2 separate regions of the Homo sapiens genome follow, and region 1 is linked to region 2. A link is an interaction called in ENCODE POLR2A ChIA-PET data of the cell type or tissue named here. Cell type or tissue: GM12878. All regions are shown on one strand.

The links. ChIA-PET counts read pairs that join two places held together with the same protein. Peaks named below come from ENCODE experiments on the same cell type or tissue, not always from the same donor. Only the 100,000 strongest peaks of a DNase experiment are listed, where the experiment ranks them.
Region 1: POLR2A ChIA-PET joins it to region 2 with 7 read pairs; 2 of 35 experiments call an interaction of 5 or more read pairs at or near these places.

The regions. Positions count from the first base shown.
Region 1 is chr3:32,128,350-32,133,349 of GRCh38, forward strand. All of the region lies in intron 2 of GPD1L (glycerol-3-phosphate dehydrogenase 1 like), which reads left to right. Among named protein-coding and RNA genes, the nearest start is that of GPD1L, 24 kb to the left of the region's middle. RefSeq lists an enhancer at 1,691-1,860. In GM12878, no CTCF peak of the experiment used is centred here; no DNase peak of the experiment used is centred here.
Region 2 is chr3:31,915,555-31,920,554 of GRCh38, forward strand. All of the region lies in intron 1 of OSBPL10 (oxysterol binding protein like 10), which reads right to left. Among named protein-coding and RNA genes, the nearest start is that of OSBPL10, 63 kb to the right of the region's middle. In GM12878, no CTCF peak of the experiment used is centred here; DNase peaks (open chromatin) are centred at 1,997 and 2,844; H3K4me3 peaks cover 346 bases; H3K27ac peaks cover 588 bases.

The DNA.
Region 1 (5,000 bases), 210 kb after region 2:
TTCCCCAGTTCCTTTCCACTACCAATTGGTTGGTTGGTTTTGGTCTTCCTGACTCTGAAAATGGGTTTCCTATTATGTTGCTAAGGATGCCTTAACAAAGTGCCAGACTGGGTACCTTAAACAACAGAAATTTATCTTTTATAATTCTAGAGGTTTTGAGCATGAGATCAGGGTGTTGATAGGGTTAATTTCTTCTGAGGCCTCTCTCCTTGGCTTATAGATAGCATCTTCTGTATTTTCACATGGTCTTCCCTCTAATCCTGTCTCTGTCATAATCTCCTCTTATAAAGATAGCAGTCATATTGGATAAAGACCCACCCCAATGACTTAAGTTAATTACCTCTTTTAAGACACTGTTTCCAGATACAGTCACATTCTGAGGTACAGCCCATAACAGGTTTCCTCCTTGGCATTCAAAGTGCCAGCCACCTCTGGAACTAACAAACTTGCCTTAGGCTGCTCCTGCTCCCCAAGTAGCTCCTGCTGTACCCTAAGTGCATGAGATCAGCTTGCTAGGACAGCTAATACAATGGTCTGTAATTAAAGTCAGGGTCAAGGCCTAAATTACAGAAGGAGATAGAAGAAAATGGGAAAATGTAAGACTGACAGTTTAAATTCAAGCTTATTAAGTCTGGGAGAGAAAAATACAGGTTATTGCCTGACCTCCTTCTATTGACTTGCAGGGGAAGAAAGAAATGAGCTTGGGGAGTGAAAAGGGTGTACCCTGCTGCTTGTCTGAGTGGAATTTATGAACTTCTTCTGTTGTCAGATTCACCCCTTTGTGGCTTTCTATCATAATCTCTTTGAAAAACAGACAGTTGTGGCTGTCTGATTCCTATGGTTAACCCAAGAAGCTCATCTCCTTTGTTAACGAAATACCCTTTACTGCATATATTCACTCACCAAACCTTATGAGCATGCACTGTGCATGCAAAGCACCGTGTTGGGTGCTGGGGACAGAAAGAGGAATAAGACAGTGTTGCTTTCCTCAAGGAACTGAGCGGGGGAGACCGATCTCTAAATCAATAAATGTGGGGAAGTTTTAGTTACAGTGTTCGTTAGTGTCAAGCACTGTGCTAAGCAATACATTTAGTCTCATTTAATCCTCTCAATAACCCTCTTAGGCTGATACTACTGGTTTTCCTATTAGGGTGATTATTTTGATTATATAGTGGAGGAAACCAAGACTCAAAGAGGCTAATGAACTTGTCCAGGGTCACACAGCTGAGGGCTACGGTTCAGATTGATTCCTGGTGGACGCATCCCTGAGCATGCCGAATCTGTTGCCTTCTAGACAGTGATGACTTTCTGCTCTGGACTTGGGTGAGCCAGCATTTCCCTACAGTTATTCTTGGTGTAGTTGGTGGGGGAAGAAGAACCTTTAGAGTTGTGAGCTTAGAAGTTAAGTTGTCCAAATATCTGCTGGAGAGAATAAAAGAGGTAGCTCTTCCCCCTGCAATGGAAGGCCTGTGGGGTCATCTCTAATCCATTCTTGGGGCAGATCATTCTTTTGAGCTTCACTTTTCTCATTTTTATCAGAATTGGTTGCCCCTTCCCTTTGGTAAACTACATGCTTCATTGTTACATTCCTCCCACCCTGCCTGGCGCCAGTCCCTTGTGTACCTGTCTGTCTACCTCCACGTGCCCTCAGTGTGTGACCTTGCTTTCTGGTTCTTCATTCACCCACAGTCCCTAGCACAGTGCTTTTCCTACAGTGGATATTTGAGGAATGTTGGGGGAAGTGAATCTGCTGAGTGGTTCTGTGAAGCTGGAGCCTGTGCTGCGAACAGGGAGAGTGGGAGGGAAGGAATCGACATAGAGGAGTTGAGAGAGCCTGCCCCCCACTTGACTGACTCCACCACCCACCCCTGGTCACTGGGTGTGGACAGAGGCAGGAGAATTCACTCCCAGAACCCTGTTGTTGTCTGATAGATCTCTCAAACCTATTCTTCCTGTTTAAGTGAAATTTTTGACCAATATGTCCCCAGTCCCTCACCCTCCAGCCTCAGGTAGCCACCTAAAAGTACAGTTTTTAATCATTGTTTTTCTTTCCAATTCAAGCAGGAGAGGTTTGTTGCATTTCCGTCAACACAAGCTCACTGTTTATGCTGTCATTTGATGTGCTGACTTCAGACTGAGCCTTTTCTGTGTGAGACCCTCAAACTGCTGCCAACGTGACCCTTCCCCAGGTCCACACTCATCATGTGGCCCCTCCCACATAGGAGCCTTCTGTTACAGTGACTTCACCATGTCATTGCCTGCTCACTAAAAGCTGAGCCCGTCTGGATTTGCGATTTCCCTTTAGATCCGAATGAAAAGAATGCTCATTATTTTCTGAAGGCCGGTTGCGGTGGCTCACACCTGTAATCCCAGCACTTTGGGACCGAGCGCAGTGGCTCATGCCTGTAATCCCAGCACTTTGGGAGGCTGAGGGGGGCGGATCACTTGAGGTCAGGAGCTCGAGACCACCCTGGCCAACATGGCAAAACCTCATCTCTACTAAAAAAAGAAAAATTAGCCGGGTGTAGTGGTGCACACCTGTAATCCCGGCTATACTCGGGAGGCTGAGGCAGGAGAATTGCCTGAACCCAGGAGGCGGAAGTTGCAGTGAGACGAGATTGCCCCGCTGCACTCCAGCCTGGGCAACAGAGCAAGACTCCATCTAAAAAAAAAATAGAATGCTCCGTTTAAAAAAAAAAAGAATGCTCATTATTTTCTGTAATTGCAAAATGGTTGATCCTGTTTTCTAGCTCTATTTCCAGAGCCTGTGTTTGGAGCTCATCAAGGTAGAGGATTCTTTTGCTTCCCTGTTCCAGCTTCAGCCAGTGACACCAGGATTTAGATTCCAGCACCCCCATGAAATATAGTTGCCGTTGCCTCTCATCTCCTGCCTCCTTTTTAAAAAACTGCTTCACTGAGATATAATCCACAGACCATACAATTCAGTGGCTTTTTTCGTATATTTACATAGCTGTGCAGCCATCACTGCCATCAATTTTAACACATTTTCATCACCTTGAAAAGAAACTTGTACCCTTTCATAGTCACCTCCTGTTTTCCCCAGTTGTCCCACAGCCCTAGGTGACTACTAATCTACTTTCTATCTCTATAGATTTACCTGTTCTCCATATTTCATGTAAATTGCGTCTTACAATATGCGGTCTTCTGTGACTGGCTTCTTTCACTTTGCATAATGCTGTGAAGCTCCATCCATGTTGTAGCATGTATCAATACTTCGTTCCTTTTTATGGCTGAATACGATCCTGTTGTATGGATGTCCCACATTTTGTTTACCCATTCATTGGTTGATGGTCATTTGAGCTGTTTCCACTCTTTGGGTATTATGAATAATACCTTTATGTACAATGTGAACCTTTATATACAATGTTTTGTATGAACATATGTTTTCATTTCTTTTGTGTGTATACCTAGGAGTAGAGTTAACTTTTTGAGGAACTGCCAGACTGTTTTACAAAGTGGCTGTACCATTTTACATTCCTATCAACAGTGTGTGAATGTTCCAGTTTCTTCACATTCTCACCAGTGCTTGCTGTTATCTGACTTTTTAATCCTAGCGAGTATCTCATTCATGGTTTTGATTTTCATTTGCCTGATGGCTAACCATGTTGAGCATCTTGTGCTTATTGTCACTTGTATATCTTTGGAGAAATGTGTATTCAAATCCTTTGTCCATTTAAAAAATGGATTGTCTTTTTATTATTGAGTTATACAAATTCTTTATATATTCTAGATACAGGTCCCCTTTCTCCACAAGTATTTTCTCCTGTTCTGTGGGTTTTCTTTTTACTTGCTTGATGGTATCCTTTGAAGCACAAAAGTTTTTAATTATGAAGTCCAATGTTTACCTTTTTACTCTGCTGTGAACTCTTTGAGTATAGTTTCTTGCATAGGTCTTTATTCACTAATGTCTCCTCAGCACCTGGAATAGTGCCTGGCATTATTTGTGGTTTGAATAAATGCCAAGGATAGTGGAAGTGGTGAGGAAGAACAAACCAGGATGAAGAGTTTTGTTTCAGTGCTTTTTAGGTGGTATCACATGGGAAATAAGTTTAGGGCAAGACTTAAAAAAAAATTAATCATTTACATTTGGATACTAGGGTTGGGGTAATACCTATTAATTTTTGCTGAAAGCCTTCTGAAAATTAAAATATCAGTTCAGTGCGAAGCCTCAGTGTTACTCCTTTCCTCCCTGGGTTTAACTCTTTGATTTCATTAGAGGAGTAGTTTTCCCTGGTGATCTTCAAATTTTAGTGTTCATCAGATCACTGGGAGAGCTTCCCAGGGATATGTGGGCCCACTCCTATAGTTTCTGATTCAGTAGGTTTCAGGTGCGGTCCCTGAATGTGCATTTCTCACAAGTTCCCAGGTAATGGGGATGCTGTTGGTTCAGGAGCCATGCTTTGGGAACCATGGGGGTACATAATAAATTGATATTATTGGTGTTGTACTGGGGAATCCAGGCGATGGATAGCTATTTTTCCAGAAGTAGCCTTACTTACCAGCAGTGGCATGTTTACATAAGAATCATCAGATAAGGTCCTCTGTCTGAGGGTCATGTTTCTGCATGTAGAGCCAAGTATGTGAATTTCACCTGAGATCTTGGCTGCAAGTGAGATGAAGAGACAGAGGAAAATTACGCTATTTTTGAGCCTCTACTATGTCCCAAGTATGACACTGCTATGTGTTTTACTCCTGGTATTGTCTTGAATCTGAGTACACACATCCCCCAGATAATGTAGGTGAGTTGCCATGGTGTCCGGTTAGCTGACTGGCATTAGAGCCCGGCCACGATGCTCCGTGCAGCCACGGCAGCTGGACCGTTGTTAAACCACACCATTCTCATTAGGAACCAGAATTGTTTCAGCATGTAGATTCATACAGACTTGAAGTAGACATAACTAGTGGCCCTAAGAGATTAGATAAAAATGAGAACAGCCTTGGTATCTTTTATTTGGCTTATCCTTGTTTTATCTGTCATT
Region 2 (5,000 bases):
ATTGGGTACTAATGGACATAATGGTGGCAACAATAAAAACTTGGGGCGACTAAAGTAGGGAAGGAGAGGGAGCAAGGGTTGAAAAACTATCGCATACCATGCTCAGTGCCTAGGTGACAGGATCATTCATACCTCAAACGTGAGCATCACTCAGTACACCCAGGTAACAAACCTGCCCGTGTACCTCCAAATCTAAAATAAAAGTTGAAAAAAAATTATCTGTAACCAACCACGCAACACCCTTTAAGAGAAATCCAGGCCGGGAGTGGTAGCTCACGCCTGTAATCCCAGCACTTTGGGAGGACGAGGTGGGCAGATCACCTGAGGTCAGGAGTTCAAGACCAGCCTGACCAATACGGCGAAACCCCGTCTCTACTAAAAAATATAAAAAATTAGCCAGGTGTGGTGGTGGGAGCCTGTAATCCCAGCTACTCGGGAGGCTGAGGCAAGAGAATCGCTTGAACCCGGGAGGTGGAGGTTGCAGTGAGCCAAGATCGCACCATTGCACTCCAGCCTGGGTGACAAGAGTGAAACTCCGTCTCAAAAAAAAAAAAAAAAAAAGAATCCAGCACTGTCTCCAGGAGGGAAATAATTAATGTACAATAAGTATGCATGTATTTATTTTGATACTGATCAAATTCTATCCAAAAGGCTATAGCACACAAACATGGATGCACTGATACTGGCTTCTACATTCTAGAACCCAAAATAAGTTAACATGCAGAAATCAATGTGCATATTTTGTACAGCTTCCTACTCACCTATTTCCCCAATTCTAAAGTCACGTAAAATGTTCCTTCTTGGTTTGTCTTCCTAATTGGGTGATTTGGCAAGTGTAGAGTGAGTGGCCACCCCACTGCCTCTAAAAACAGAGGAGTCAAGTGTAACAACAGGTTGGTTATAAGCATTATGATGCCTTTGTTCTCATGAGCAGTCAGAAGTAAAATATCTGACACCTTTTTTCATGCACCAAACCTCACTCTAAATTGACTCTTAGTCTTTTATCACCCACCCCCACAAATGATCATTTTCCACAGTCCATGGCTCACCAATGAGTAAGCTAATCAATACAGTAAAAATGTAAATGTTTGTTCCACTCAGTACTCTTAAATATTGGAGTGGACACTTTCAAAATCACCTTTCCCTGATAACATAAAAGCTCTCTAAATCCCTGATTAATTACTTCTCAGGCACCTGTTAATCTCCCTCGCTGTTTCCAATTAACAAAATCAAAACCAACAGGTTTTAACATTCTTGCCAAAAAGACCAATTGTGTTGATTCATCCACCTGGCCCTCTCCTGAAAATGGTTGCTTATCTCTGCTTTCCATCTTTAACTGTTTAATAAATGTTTTTATTGTAAGCCGGGACTCCTATTAAGATATGCAGACTAAATATATCTCTTTTGTTCTAATATTTAGATTTCAAAAAATCGATTTCAAGCCTCTCCAAAAGCATTTCTTCTAAATAATGTGAGGCTGTGCCTCCTTGCATTACTTTACTTCCCTTGTGCACATCAATAATGAGATTCCAGGAGGAGGTCAATAGGACACTGGAGAATAAGACAAGACAAAGTCGGTGTCACAGCCGGGGTTCAGCATCCCACCGGTGCCCACACTAGGCCCCACACAAGAAATTACACGACAGTTACAGCGTTCATGTGAGGTGGGGCCAAGGGCCTTGGCAAAGGAATTTCAGTGTCCAACTCCACTAGGAGTCCCAACCAAATGAGAAAGTAATTCAATCTTTACAGTCTTTATAGTGAAAAGCTATTAACGAGGTGTCTTTTGCTATGTTGTGAAAAATGAAAAGAATAAATCCTTACTGCTTGACTAGAGAAAAAAAGTACATTCAAGAGCCTCTGTTAATTTACATGATGGGTAGTTTAGCACACCTGGCTGCAGACAAGTGCAACCTATGCAAATAGGTAACCCCCAGCTGAAAGACTACAGACACCCAAACCTCCTACTCACAAGTATGCTTTGTTTTTATCAAGCAACCAGCTTTTGAGAGTCTCTCTGAACCTATTCTGGTTCTGGAGGCTGCCTGATTTAAAACACAAAAAGAGAAAAGAAACTAGCTGTTGAGATAGGAAGGAGCACCTTGGAAGGTACAAACTGATCTAGTATGCTGACAATCAATCAATCAATACCTCAAAACATGTAACCTTGACTGGACTAACGCACTCTTTTTTCCTCTTGGCTTCCAGTAGGATTACTGCACTAATTCCCAAGAGCTGCTGAAGTATGAGGCTGACTTTGCTCCTCGGTTTTGTTATCAGCCTTAGTTAAGGTGTTTGAGAGAAACAGATACTTAAAATGTGTGATTACAGTTTAAAACATCAAGGGACTCTGATTAAATCTTTAAGTGGTGCTAACAGCCTTAATAACTTTAATTTGTTAAATTTAGAAACTAAGTGAGGTTAATCAATGAATAAGTGAAACCATTTTTGACATGAAAATTACTACTTTATAAATAAAAATTTATCTACAAGTTGAGCTTAAAGTTCAAGAAATACTAGGTTTTAAAATTTACTATTTTAATAAACTAATAATTGAAAAAGAACAACTTACTATAAATATCATTCCAAACAAAAGCCCTCCTCAGTTATTAAAAACACAATGACAATTCACTTAACCTTTATGCCAGTATTTTAAACTTTCTCTTTTGCTTTAAAAAATAGTAATAATGACAAAGTTAAAAGACAGCAAGACAAGTCCCTGAAAGTGAAACAAAAACATCTAGAAGACACACACTGGAGTTGTTTTTTCTTTTCTTTTTTTTTTTTTTAAAGAGACAGGGTCTCATTCTGTTGCCCAGGCCAGAGTACAGTGGTATGATCATAGCTCACTGTAGCCTCGAACTCCTGGGCTCAAACGATCCTCCTGCCTCAGCCTCCTGAGGAGTGAGCTACCATGCCTGGCTCCAGAGCAGTTTTGTGTCTAAAGAGTTTGGAATGGAAAATCACCTCAGAAAGGAAAAGGGTTAATGAGATAGTAAGGCGGTCATCACTGGGACCACTGCTGACCAAACAGGAAACAAATGAAAGTAAGCAAGTCACTGGCCCCACTACCTCCAGCCCAAGCCTATAAGGATAGGAAAGCAAAGTCAGTGTATGGGGTAGACCAGGTGAGACCATGGCAACAGGGGCCCACATACCCCATTTCCTGTGCCATGTGGAATGCAGGCCCACTACTGCTAGACCATCTATTAATAAATCTTCCAAAAAATTTCAGACAGTGGTAATTTGTACATATTCAGATGTTTAAGGGAAAGCATTTGATTTTTAAATCATGGCAACTAGTGATGGAAAACATTTGCACAAGCAAAACAAAACACATATGCAGGCCACAAATAGCCCATCCAAAGCCCATTTGTGGTTTCGATCTACAAGATAAAGTCAAACTTCACAGCATGAGGCACTCACAGCCTGGATCTCACCTGCCTACCAACTGCCCCCAGTCACACCCTATGTCAAACATCCTGCAACTCCTGAAGATGATTCCAAATGCTGGGCTTTTGCTCATACTGTACCTTCTACCCAGAATGCCCTGCCCAGACCACCTGGAAAGATCGCCTCTTTCATGGACTGTGTCCTCCTGCCCTCAGGTAGACTCAACCACTCCTTTCTTTGCCTCTTACACAGATTTCTATCATGACCTTTATAATGCTTTAGTATTAATGTAAATAAGTCTGACATATCAAATCCACTTAGAACAGCACTCCGCAGAGGAAAAGACCAAATTTAAAACATAGATAAATTCCCTATGACTTATTTATTGCAAGTAACAGAAACTAATTTGGTTGCTTGAGGATACATCGGGGTGACTTACTGAATGAGGCTCAAGGCATCTCACAGGAGCCAAGGAAGGTGGCCAGGTCTTAGGAAGGGCTGGAGCAAAGACTGGAAATCCAACCAACAGAGAGGAAGTGTTTTCTCCCTCTGGTTCCAATCTCTGTTTTTCCAGAAATGAACATAGTGGTTTCAGTTCCCAAGATGACACCTTCTAGAATTCCAGGAATGTGCTCATCCCAACCGGCTATCTCATCAATTCAAATTTCTAAGTGAGGATCTGATTTGTCTCTTTCACCCAATCATATCACCAGAGTTAATAAACATCATTACCAAAGGTCCAGGGAGGCAGTTCACAGAGCAGGAGGAATGGCTTCCAGAATGTGCCTCCAAAACTGTTTGCTGAGTAAATAGCAATCACTATCCTGGGCTGAGGAAAACAGGAAGTACAACACAGGCACTGCAAATCTATCCACCAAATCAGGCTTTACAGGAAGACTAGAATGAAAGCACTTTTTTATTAGAGGATAATGGCACTAATAGTGCAGACTGTGAAACATGGACGTGTTGTTAAGATAATGCATTTTAGCTTTCATAACTATCTTCTACTTTATTCCAAAGAGAAGTCCAACTTTCTGTGCCCTCCAGAGGAGCAGAATAATAGAATAATGACTATGAGTTCTGACTGGCCAGCCATTGTCAGTGGGTGCTCAAGAGATTCAAGTGTAAAGAATTTAAAATGCAGAAGATGGAAAAGGTAAAACTATAAAGACATTATAAAGATCAGGGGTTGCTAGTGGTTTAGGGGAGGAAGGGAGGAATAAGCAGGTGAAGCATTGGGAATTTTTAGGATGGTGAAAATATTCTGTATGATACTGTATTGGTGGATATGTGACATGCATTTGTCAAAATTCATAGAACTGTCCAACACAAAGAGTGAACCTGGATATATGCAAATTTGAAAAGAAGAATCATTTAGGAAGTCAGGGGATCCTAGGAAAGAACCCAGCCTGTGACAAAAGAATCTAATTGTATTACAAATGTAGGAAACAACCTTACTGAAGGAGGTAGGAGAAAGAGTAACCTAAGTGACTTTGCAAGTGAGTGGCATCTGTAAGAGTAAAGGCAAAAGGAACAGCACATAAGAATTGTACTCTAGCTGATAAAGTTGCTTCCCATGGGGATGCAGGTTACCAATGCTGCTACTG